2 separate regions of the Homo sapiens genome follow, and region 2 is linked to region 1. The links are chromatin loops, found by intact Hi-C in ENCODE. Cell type or tissue: dorsolateral prefrontal cortex. All regions are shown on one strand. Each heading gives the region's core, and the rest is flanking DNA. Links, peaks and the distances in the headings are about the cores only.

Region 1 (6,373 bases), core at 635-5,634:
ATTTTTTTTTCCAGAGCCTGAACAATGCTGGCATCTGGTTGAGGCTCTGTAAATATTTGCTGAATAGATAAATATTCAATCAATGATGGCCAAGGCTCTCCTCTGGGGAGATGATACATTTATTCCAAGGATACTGCCATTGCTCAAAATATGTTTCTGGCAAGAGTAGAAGCAGGAAAATCAGTTAGGGGACTACTTTCAATAATCCAGGAAAAATATGATGGTGATGGCTTTGATATGACCAGGTGGTAGCAGAAGAGGTGGTGAGAAGTGATTGGGTTCTAGATACAATTTGAACATAGAATCAATGGGTCAAGATCACGTTACAAGTCACATATGGAAACCAGGCTCAGTATTTAAGAGAGTCCACTTCTTTAAAAAAAAAATTTTTTTATCACATACATCATTTACTAGTCCTAGGATCATATGACATTTGGCTACTAAAGAACTCAAATTTCTCCCTGAAAAGTGAAACTCAGAAGCATTGAAGACATTCATAGGCTCTGAATGCAATTCCCTATATGATGAAAGAACAATTCTGGTTTTTACAGAGAACATTTTTATATTTGTGTGATTTAATTCTCACAGGAATTCTCTGCAGTTTGTGTTATTAACCCCATTTTTCAGATGAAGTAAATGAGGTTCGGAGAGGTGAACAAATTTCCTCAAGAGCCTCCAGCTGCAGAGGGGGAGGATTTAAATCCAGGCTGGCTCATGAATTTCCTTCATGATCAAGAGGTGTTGGGAAAAAACTTACATGCTTCCAAGAGAACATTCATTTGGGGCATTTCAGTTATGTCTTATTTTTAGCGTTCTTTCTACTTCATGCTCCCATTTCATGAGCACAACTCCTCTGGATGGTCAGACCCCTGCAGCAAATATAAGGTGTAGCCAAGATGTCTGGGCCAGTTCTGTTTTCCTACAGCTCAGGCTGAGACTGGAGCTTCTGTCCAATGGCTGAGGCCCTGGTCAGGTGGTGCAGTTGCTCCTCCAGACACTGTTTCAGTGTTGCAGGGGAGACCATTGCCATTGCCATGGGGATTTGATGCTTTCCAGTACCATGCAGCCAGCATTGTCTCCCAAACAAGAAACCATTGTTTGAGTAGAAATAGAGGGTGTTTCTCACTGGGGATTTAGGCTCAAATAAGGATCCACACTTCAACAATGCCTCCTTTTGTACTGAATGATTTATTTTTTTCAGGCTTATTTGACTTTTTTTCAAATCAAATCATAACTCATAACAATTGTCTTTCCTATAGTGTTTCTTAAGAACTGTTGGTATGTGTTCCTGGGTGTTACACACTCATGGAATCAACATCTCATAGCACATTTATATTAAGGCTCCATGTTGTCCTGGGCAGACTTGGATTTCCATGGCAGGCTGGTGCAGGGGGCAGACAGGCCACGGGGTCAGAAGAGATGATGATGGGTGGGAACCAGCATTTACGGTGAGCTCCTTATGTGGCAGGCACTTTAGATACACTGTTTTACTTGGTCCTCACAGTCACCTCAGCAGATATAATCCAAGTTTTACAAATAAGGAATGTAATTAGGTAAAGGGAGCAAGATCACACAGCTGATGAGAGCAGAATCTGGGATCGGTTCCCAGGTCTCATTCCAAACCTGTTCTCTTTCCATTTCCTGTTCCATAATCCCTTGCTGATCTTTCTAAACTTCAGTTTTGTCAAACAAGCCAGGTGGTTGAAAGTACACACGAGATGATGCACGTGAACACCTCTAACACAGTGTGTGTCACATAATAGATGTTCAATAAAAATAAAATTTTCTCCTTTTTCCTTTTTTGTACCATTCCATCTTCCCCTTTTGATTTTTCTTTCTCTTTTCCTTCTCTATCATATTCTTCCAACTCCTGCTTTCTTTTTTCTTCTTTTACCCCTTTCTCTTCAGAAAAATAAATTCTAGAGATCTCATTCCCAATGGCAATAGAGACTTAAAAACAATCCCCTAGAACTATGCAAGGTCTGCATGAAGAAAACTATAAAATCTTATTGAAGATATAAAAGAAGACATGAAAAGACAGAAAGCTATATATGTTTCCAGATGAAAGAGTCAATATTCCTAAGATGTCACCTTTTCAAATTAATCCATAAATTCAATTCAATCCTAATAAAAATCTTAACAAGAGATTTATAGAATTTGAAAAGCTGATTTTAGAGTTCAAAAGAGAGAATACCTCAGAACAAGCAACAAAATTTACCAAAAAAAAGGAAAACAAGGAAAAACCTGACTTTTCAGTTATCAAAATATACAAAGCTTATATTAATTAAGCAGTATTTTATTGGCTCAGAATAAAGACATGGACAAATGGAACCAAAAAGGACAATTCAGGAACAAAGCTATGCATAAAGGAACATTTAGAATATAAAAAGATAGCATTTCAACTTAGGGAAACCCTGTCTCTACAAAAAATACAAAATTAGCTGGGTGTGGTGGCTCGCACCTGTAGTCCCAGCTACTTGGGAGGCTGAGAGGGGAGGATCACTTAAGACTGGGAGGTCAAGGCTGAAGTGAGCCATGATCATGTGGCTGCACTCCAGCCTGGGCGACAGAGTGAGACTGTGTCTCAAACAAACAAACAACAGTAAAAAACCCACACACAATATTGAGAACGTTGTAGATTCTGAAAAAAAAATTAGATACCTATATCACACCATAAGCAAAAATCCAAATGGATTAAATTCTAAACATCAAATAAAAAAAAACAGCAGAAAGGAACCAGAGTAAGATATTGCACATCAGTTTTGATAATTTTGGGGGTTGATAAAGGCTGTCCGAAGAAAGACACAAATTCCAGGAGCCATTGATAAAAGACCAACAGATTACATGCCAAAAAAAAAAAAAATGAAAAGACCTGCATGACAAAAGACATCAAAATAGAAGGTACCAGTGAAAGTCTTTGTAGTATATAGAAAACCAAATATAATATACAAAATATACTAAAGGCACCTGAAATTATCATGAAAAGATATAAAATATAAAATTAGCATAAGAGACAAAGAGACAATTCACAAAAAAATAAGAAATAAAATATGAAAAGATGTTTAATTTCAAAAGTGACAAAGAAAACGCAAAATAAACAGTGAGATATACTTTATTACCAACTAATCAGTTCGTTAAAAATTCAATAGATTGCTACCAGTATCATCAGGTGGAAATGGGCAGTTTCACACACAGCTTCCAAGGGTGTAAATCAGTACAAGCTTTTTTTAATAATTTAGAAATATCTATCCAAATTTAAAACAAGCATATCCTTCAAGTCCTTAAATTCCATTTCTAAGAATTTTAAATATTCACACATGTTTATAAAGTAAATAAACATGGATGATCATTGCAGCTTTATCTTTAGTAAAGAAAAATAAGAGTGGGACAGAAATTTGTCTCAATCAGGAAATGGCTAAATGAATTATCGCTTATTTATATTATGGAATACTGTATTGAAAGTAATACAGTATTGAAAAAAATTATTTTAAAAATGAGGTAATTTCTATTGACTATGGAACAGGATTCCAAGACATATGTCAAGTGAAAAAAAGCAAAAATTAAGTACTATGGCCAAAGAGTACTTAGTTTTCTACTCTCTATGTTTCACATTATTTATATTATTTATGACAAGCGCATTTTGCTGTATGAATAAGAATAAAAGGAATCTTTCTTAATAGGATCCAGGAACCATAGCGGTGTTATGACTGTTGTCATGGGTCCAGTAAGCTTTCCTAGGGGGCGCCTATGGGCTAAAAGAGATCCTTGGCAATGCCCTTCCTCCCAAGGCAGGGGTGGGTCAGAGGCACTGAGGGCAGGAGGCTGCCAGCCAAAGAGAACAAAGCTGAGCCAATGCTAGCACAAGAGAGGAGTGTGGAGTCATAGCTTCGCCTCGACTCCCTCTTTTATATTCTAGCTACCAGCAAGATATTTGAGATTCAGCTTAAGCAAGAGTCGCTTACTTAATTCCCTCTTCTGCTTTGGGCTTCAGTGGAAGTCCTTCCAGCAATGAGAACTGCTTAGCCACAATCCAACAATAAGGCATCTATTTTCTATTTCTTGGTAAATTCCCTCCTGTAGCAGGAGAAAAATAACATTAGGTCTCTTTCTCTTCCTTCCTCTCTCCAAAACTTTCATTCTTGTTTAGGTGAAACATTTAGAAGAAAAAACAAAACTTTAAATGTAGTTTTTTTTTGGTAATATATACAAAGATATATATATGGAGAACATATATTAGACTTTGCATCTAACACCATTTTTCCTGGCAATATTTCTTCAGAAAATCAAAAAGAAAACTGTTTATCATTATTCATAACAAAGTCGTTATTCTCCTACAACAGTTCTTTGGATAGGTATTCTAAATTATTTTGCACTGTTTATGCACTTTTTTCAAAATGTTTCTCTTCTGATTAGGTTTTCTGGCTTCTAATTAATTTGCACTATTTTCACATTTTTTCAGATGCATATATTGATCTAAGATTCCACATAATAGCAAGCTGGAACTAAAACTGTAAGTGATCAGAAAAATATGAAAGCAGGAGAAATAATCCTGCATGTACCAAAGAACAATCAAAGTATTGTACATGAGCACTGCATGCAGAATAAACTGTGGTCTGGAAATCAAGAGACTTTGCCATCCTTCAGGTCATTCTGTGTGACCTTGGACAAGTGTGTGGCCTCTTGAATATTTTACAGAAACATGAGTTTCTTGATCTGTAAATTAAGTGGATTGGGGGATAAGATTTTTAAACTCCTTTCCACTGATAAGATTCAAAGACTTCCACTGATTATTGGGAATGTAGAATAATTCACAGATAGAACTTAGCAACAACAATAGCAACAACATCAACAACATTAACAGCTCCCATTAAATAAGGATTTATGGCTAGGCGCAGTGGTTCGTGCCTGTAATCCCAGGACTTTGGGAGGCTGAGGCGGGCAGATTGCTTGAGCCCAGGAGTTCAAGATGAGCCTGGGCAACGTGGAGAAACCCCGTCTTTACAAAAAATACAAAAATTATATGGGCGTGGTAATGCGTGCCTGTAGTCCTAGCTACTAGGGAGGCTGAAGTGGGAGGATGGCTTGAGCTCAGGAGGTCGAGGCTGCAGTGAGCCATGATCATGCCACTGAACTCAAGCCTGGGCAACAGAACGAGATCCTGTCTCAAAAGAAAAAAAAAAAAAAAGCACTTAGTCCCTGCCAGGAGCTGTCTGTTTTTTATGTATTATCTTCTCCGATTCTTATAACAACTACTTGAAGTAGAGATTATTTCTTCCATCACGTAGATGAAAAAACTGAGGCTAAGAGAGAGTAAATAACTTTTCCTAGGGCCCACAACTAAAAGTGGGGAGGCTGGATTTGAATCCAGGTCTAATTTTGAGGTTTGTGCTTTTAATACAAGACCAATTCATAACCTTTGGTACATGGAATTCTGGGGGCTATCTTCGCATTATACCATTGCTGCTGTTGGGTAGGGTAGCAAAGGAGAGGAGACAGATAGACAAGAGGCCGTTAAGAGTTCTTTTTGTTTCAGAAAATGAATATAACTAAAAGCTTCTTCCACTCCCTAGAATAGTCAGTTGTGGTGGGCCAATGAATTTCTATACCATGTTGGAAATTTATAGCTGTGAGGGCATTCTGAAAATTTCCACTAGACAAGAAGTGATTTGAGCAGCCTAAGACAGATGAATCTCCCAGTTGAGGCTTAGAACAGACAGCTCCAGATCTGGCTTTCTGGCTAGCCTGGATGCCAGTGATTCACTCATTGTGTGATTAAGTGGCAGGCTTATGTTTCTAGAGCTAATGATTCTAAAGCTTTCTGTGGTATTAAACTAACACACATAAAAAAACTAAAGGCAATTAGAAGCAATCAAAACATTTGGAAAGTAAGATTCAATTTCTGCATTTGCTAAACTCTTCATCAAGAAAATCAGTAAATTTTTTTTAAAAGCCATGAACATGATACACAGAAAATTAAAAAAGCAATCAGTTTTAAAATGTACATGCGCTTTCCAGAATGCTTAGGACACTTAGGACTGAGCCATTTTTCACTTGTCTTATTTTGCTGCATTTATTCAGACATGTGAACACTCTCTTGAATAACATTCCTCTTTCAATTTTGACAGATGAATGGGTATGTAACTCCTCAAGTGCCAGAAAAACCCTTAGAAGCATCAAAGAATAAAAGCCACACTGAAATATTTATACAAGAATTTCCAGCAAATAGTAGTGGGCAGGCTTCCCTTATTCGGGCTTAGGTGTGTATGATGTTTGAAAAATCTGTTAAGTCACTTTTGACCAGGTCAGTCTCAACGTTTGTCAATGTACCATCTCATTTGGCCTCTAAGAACCTACACAGTGATATAGAAGACAG
Region 2 (6,373 bases), core at 595-5,594, 360 kb before region 1:
GGTAAACCTTTGCTCCTTGAACCCCACTGAAGTAGCACCTCATGTTAGACAGCTAAACAACTGTTAGAAAAACAAATCGGCCTGGTGCGGTGACTGCTGCCTGTAATTCCAGCACTTTGGGAGGTTAAGATGGGTGGATTACTTGAGGTCAGGAGTTTGAGACAAGCCTGGCCAACATGGTGAATCCCCATCTCTACCAAAACATAAAAATATTAGCCAGGGGTGGTGGCATGCGCCTGTAATCCCAACTACTTGGGAGGCTGAGGTGGGAGGATCACTTGAACCTGGGAAATGGAGGTTGCAGTGAGCTGAGAGATTGCGCCACTGCACTCCAGCCTGGGTGACAGCACAAGACTACCTTAAAAAAAAAAAAAAGGAAGAAGAACTAATCTGCCAAACATTATTGAAAGGGTGGGCACAGCTGCTGGAGGAAGGAAATGGGAACTGCAAACTCCATTCAATATTCACATAATTCTGTAACACAGGCAGGAAGAAGGTGAGGTAAGAATGCACGTGTTTCTTATCTACTGAGACTATGCTACTCGGTTGAAAAGAAAACGAATGCAGACTGTAATAATTCCAACAAGAATGACCCTTTTCTTTAGTAGAAAAAGACAAGAACTCTTTTTTTTTTTTTTTTTTGGGATGGAGTCTCGCTCTGTCACCCAGGCTGGAGTGCAGTGGCGCGATCTCCGCTCACTGCAAGCTCTGCCTCCTGGGTTCATGCCATTCTCCTGCCTCAGCCTCCCAAGTAGCTGCGACTACACGCGCCCGCCACAATGTCTGGCTAATTCTTTTTGTATTTTTAGTAGAGACAGGGTTTCACTGTGTTAGCCAGGATGGTCTCGATCTCCTGACCTCGTGATCTGCCCGCCTCTGCCTCCCAAAGTGCTGGGATTACAGACGTGAGCCACCGCGCCTGGCCAAGACAAGAACTCTTAGTGGGGATTGTGTATTTGGGTAATGAAATAACAACAAGTAGCAGCTTTTCCTCATAATGATGCACACTAGTGAATGGTACTGAATAATTAGTGAAATGATTGGTATAACTTGAGAAATTTCAGGTTTGAGAATTTAGCATATGGTCTAGGATATTAAGAATTCTAAATGAATTTCAGGGTTTCGAGGGTTATATGTATGTGTATATAATTCAACAAAGTTAGGTTTACAATTATAGGGTTTTTTCTCTGTGGATAAGAGGAGAAAGAACACAACATGTAATGATGAACATTTATTCAGTCTGATAATCAACAGAAATTGTATCCAATTAGATGCTGGTTAGTTTATAATGTGCCCAGTGCTTGCAGGATTTGTGGAAAGACAGGTAAAGGCTTCACTTCCCATCCCAAGACCCCAAAAAACACAATCTTAGCTGAAACCAGAAAACTCGAGGCCAGTGCCTGCCAGAATAAAAAACAACAACAAAACACAGGGAGCTTATTATTAGTGTCAACAACAGGCCTTTGTCGGAAAAGATCCTCCCACTAGTGTTTTCTCGTTACTGTCTTTCCCTTCGGAAGCAGCTCTACTTCTATGTGAACTAGCATCTGAAATTCCAACCTGTGAATCATTTAGTCAGATGGCTCGGACTGCCCTAAATTACCTCAAACATTTTATAAGCTTTTCCTCTTGGCTTAACCAGTCCCAGAGCAAGAACTCGGGCAAGAACTTGCTATTCAGTGGGAGGAAAATTGAACATCATGGACCTCTGGTCACTTTAGTGAGTGCTGAATTAAAACAAAACAAAAAGATTGTATATGTTTTGTATCTGTGCCACAGGAATTCTTAATGAGCACCAGGCGATTTGGAAATTTAATCACAAAGCAAAGATAACACTGCTTAAGATTTTTATTTTTCAGATCATGAAAAATAAAACATTTTTCATTTTCTGAAAAAAATAAAACATTTTTCATTTTCTGAAAAATATTTTCAGATCATGAAAAATAAAACATTTCACCCAGTTCTTACATAGTTTTTAGTAAGTCGGTTTTTGGAGGTTAAGTGGGTCTATCCATTATCCCAGTTCAATGGGCAACCCTAAGATGAGAAGAGGAGGAATCACTGGTATCACTAACACCTACTTTAGAAACTCAGTTTAATGAACACATAACCTGAATGCAAGCTCTTTTAAATTCTATGCTATCTCTTTCCTTTTAGTAAGTTGACAGTCTATTTAAGGGATGTGGGGGCCATAAGGGGATGGGAGAAGTGGGGCATATATTAAACTATAAGTTTGGGCTGCCATGGATTCAATGATTAGTTCTGAATGCCCTCATTGGGCACATCAGCCTGGTACCACTGGGGAAGTGAGGCAGGAAATCAGCTGCTAATTAGAGTATATATTAACATGCTGCAAATTAATCAGGAAGAGCACGTTTAGTGTCATTTTCTAAAAGAGAATTAAAATTAAGAGGCATCAGGTGAAACTAAATTTAACAGAAAATGAGAGATATATTCCTCCTGTTAAGTATCACGTGCTCTGTGAGCACAGGCGAAGACAAGGATGTCTGCAGCTCTCTGGGTATGGGAAAAAAATGATTCTGGACTACCAATCTCTCATTTTAGTGTTTAGTGGACAGGACTGGCTACAGAATCTGCAGGTCCCAGTGCAAAATAAAAATGTGGGGTCCTTGTTTAAGATGGCCACAGACAGAAGAGTATTAAACCAAGTGCAGGGCCCTGTGGAACTGCATGAGGTTGCATGTCTGTGAAGCTGGCCCTGTTAGTGGAAGAAATGTTGCATACTGAAACATACAAATTGAGCTGAATTTATGGCTATGGTTGTTTCTGAAAATTACTTTACCTTAAATTGTGTCACAGAAAGGGGGAAAAACAGCAACCACCCACCTGGACTCTCCAATCAAAAACAACAAAAAAAAACCCACCCTGGAAGGCTGAGGAGCCAGCTAATTCCCATCTGCTGCTGTGTGCCACTCTGCATTCACCCTTCCGCCCAATGCCTGGACTGGAGTGAAGAATAAGATCCTAGTAGCAAGCAGATTACCTTCCCATTGACAACAGTAGTTTACAATTGAAGAGCACTGTACGGTGTAGACCTGTAAACTTTAAAAATTATGACCCATATTAACAACTATGTTTTATATTGTACCTAGTCCCCCAACCCACACACATGTAAATATAATGGAAACGAAAGTTTCATGAAACAATAATTCACCTGACTGTGATATCCTTTAACATTTTCTATTCAATTTCATTTAAATGTATTTATTTCACTTTTTTAAAGATGCTGCTCATGACCCCATCATATGGAATTCACTGCCCAATAATGGTCCCAATTCACTGCTGTGCGGAAACTCCCAGGTTGGAAAAGATTGGTACCTGGCCATTGTTTTTCTCCACCAAGTGTGCTCTGCTCCCTGCCCCCAATCTTCCTGGAATACATTCTGCCTCTGACCACTGGGGTCAATATTAATTTACACTGAGACAAACCTAGTACTACATCCCCTTTCGGTGGGATTTTCCATTTTGGAGTGGAATAGAAACTCCCTTTTCTCTTGGGTTGCAAGGCTGAGCAGGTACAATTCAGGACTGTTTGAGGAGAAACAAAACAAAAATCAGAAGAGAGAAAGAGATTCCCAACCAAACTCCTGGTTCAAGGTACTAATAAAGCATCTTCACCCTGGTTCTTCCTGGTTACGTCAGCTAGTCTGTGAGAATTTTTGTCTTTTTTCAACAACAAAGCCATGACTAATACAAACACTGTAATAGAACATGTAAACAGATAACAAATATATGTTATAGATCAAGGGTGTCCAATCTCTTGACTTCCCTGGGCCACAATGGAAGAGAAGGAACTGTCTTGGGCCACATGTAAAATACGCTAATGCTAAAGATAGCTGATGAGCTAAACAAAAACAAAAAAACCACAGAAACACGCCAAAAAAAATCTCATGTTTTAAGAAAGTTTACAAATTTGTGTTGGGCTGCATTCAAAGCCGTCCTGGGCCACGTGAGGCCCACAGGCTATGGGTTGGACAAGCTTGTTATAAATATTAGTAGCTGTATCTTAAAAATATTGTTTTCAGTCCCTTTTTTTGGGCATGTTAAACCTTTTCATTCTCTTATTGTAAAAGAAATTTTCTTAAACCAAAGCTTCTTTATTTTTCAGCACTTACACAAATAATACTTTTCCCCATATTTTAATCTTATTTAACAAATAATGATTAAGCTTATGACTCTGGCTGTGAGGCATAAATGTCAAATCAAAGAGTTCTCTTAAGACAGAATTAGCCATAGATGATAATGTTTCCAAATGAAAGTTATAACACTAACTTAGCACCAACAGTAATAACAGTACCTTAAAATTGATAGTATGAACTATAATTTACTGAACATCTGTGTGTTCCAGGAAGTTTGTATGTTATCTATTTTAATAATCCTCACAGCGCTTTAAGAGTAATGATATCCTCATTCTTCACATTATGAGGGAGGCACAGTGATATTAACTTGTGCAAGATTAACCAGCCTGAAATGAGTGAAGCTGTGATTTAATCCAAGATAGTCTGATTCTATTTCCCTGTTGTCTCTTCAGGGACTGCCTTGGATTTGTACCTCACAGTTGACTAATGTTCCACAAAAGACACTACACTTTTTTCTTGTTCCCATTTTAAAGTGACGATTCACATTATATTCATTGGCAATTCAAAAATATGCTGCTTTTCTTCATAGGTTCCCGTGTGAAAACATGTTAGAGATGTTACTGTAGGAGATTTAACTGAGGCAGAATAAGACCTGAAGAATGGCACATATATTATACTGCCCCTGGATCTTAATCTAGGCTCTCTGAAGAACATTTCACGAAATCCAGACCCTTTATTAATTATTGAGCTTGGTGTCCCAACCAAAGTGATATTATAGAATAACAAAGCCACAGCAAATGATTTAAAGTTTTATAAAATGTAGGTTCCCTGCTAAAAGACAAATTCTTCTTCTTCTTTTTTTTTTTTAAAAAGGAAGACTCAGATGGTACTCAAGAAAGACCTCAGCTGGTTAAATTTGGCCACCAAAGTGGTCCACATTCCTCTGGCTTTGAGACCACAGCATTTTCATTTGATTATCTACATTGTAGAGCATATAGTTATTTTAAGCTTTACACTCTCTGCATTTGTTCCATCTAAGATGAAGGAACAAGTGTGGAGATAAATCTTGGTGTCATAAAACTATCTCCTTTATTTCAATGAACTCTTTAATTTGTATTACTTCTAAAAGATGTATCAGTTTTGAAGATATTTTCAATAAATTGACAGAAAATGGATGTTAGAACTAATACTGCTACGTTTGCTAAGCTTCTCGGACCAGACATTTGTACTTAATTTCTCCATTTGCTTGTAACTGCATCTTATCTTTCTGAAACCAATCAGAAAAAGAGAAAGCTGCCTAAAATGCCTTTTAAAAAAATAAAAGAAAAGAAAAAATAGAGAGACAGGTTCTTGCTCTGTCACCCAGGCTGGAGTGTAGTGGCACAATCATAGCTCACTGCAGCCTCAAACTCCTGGGCTCAAGTGACCCTCTGGCTTTGGCCTCCCTAGTAGCTAAGACTACAGGTGTGTACCACATGCCCAGCAAATTTCTTTATATTTTTTGTAGAGACAGGGTCTCACTCTGTTGTCCAGGTTGGACTCCAACTCCTAGCCTGAAGTCATCTTTCTGCCTTGGCCTCCAAAAGTGCTGGCATTACAGGTTTGAGCCACCATGCCCAGCTCAGCTTACTTTTATTTTATTAGATTTTAATCTTTAAGATTTCTTATCTTTTAAGATAATCATTATTTCTTTAATCCATGTAAAATGGATTGTTCATGTAAAAATTTAAAAATGCAGGTAAGTAAAATAAATAAAACATAAAAACAAAATGACCTTTACCCCAACTATTCAGAAATAATCCCTGCTAACAGTCTGAATTAATCTTCCAGGCATATATGTATGCACCTATAATAAATATCTGTATTATATGTCTTTAAAAATCAGATGCATGCTGTACGTGCTGTTTTGAAATTATTTACATCAATATATCATGAGCGACTTTCTGTCCAATATTAATTATACATCTATATTACCATTTTTAGCATCTGCATAGTATTTTATTTTTTAGGTGTACTCTGAATTTGTTAATCGATTTCCTACAATTGGATAATTTAATTATTTTCATTGTTAACAACTTTGAGCAATGTTGTCTTTGGGACATGTAACCTACTAACTACAATTAGCAATAACATTTCTACCAGTGGCATTACTGGATCAAAGGGTATAAACACCTCAAAAGATTTTATATATTGTCATACTACTGGCAGATTGTACCAATTTATCCTCCTATTAACAGTATCTAAGAATGTTCACTTCTCCTCATCTCTCTTTT

Evidence for each region. Hi-C counts contacts between places; a loop is a spot of excess contacts. Peaks named below come from ENCODE experiments on the same cell type or tissue, not always from the same donor. Only the 100,000 strongest peaks of a DNase experiment are listed, where the experiment ranks them.
Region 2: a loop joins it to region 1, with 8 times the contacts of the local background. A loop is called at or near these places in 2 of 110 quality-filtered maps.

Annotation. Positions count from the first base shown.
Region 1 is chr9:78,126,437-78,132,809 of GRCh38, forward strand. No RefSeq gene overlaps it. Among named protein-coding and RNA genes, the nearest start is that of GNAQ, 98 kb to the left of the region's middle. In dorsolateral prefrontal cortex, for the core only: CTCF peaks have their summits at 1,115 and 3,745; DNase peaks (open chromatin) are centred at 975, 1,400 and 3,795; H3K4me3 peaks cover 446 bases; H3K27ac peaks cover 5,000 bases.
Region 2 is chr9:77,769,041-77,775,413 of GRCh38, forward strand. All of the region lies in intron 5 of GNAQ (G protein subunit alpha q), which reads right to left. Among named protein-coding and RNA genes, the nearest start is that of GNA14, 120 kb to the left of the region's middle. In dorsolateral prefrontal cortex, for the core only: no CTCF peak of the experiment used is centred there; no DNase peak of the experiment used is centred there; H3K4me3 peaks cover 1,509 bases; H3K27ac peaks cover 3,971 bases.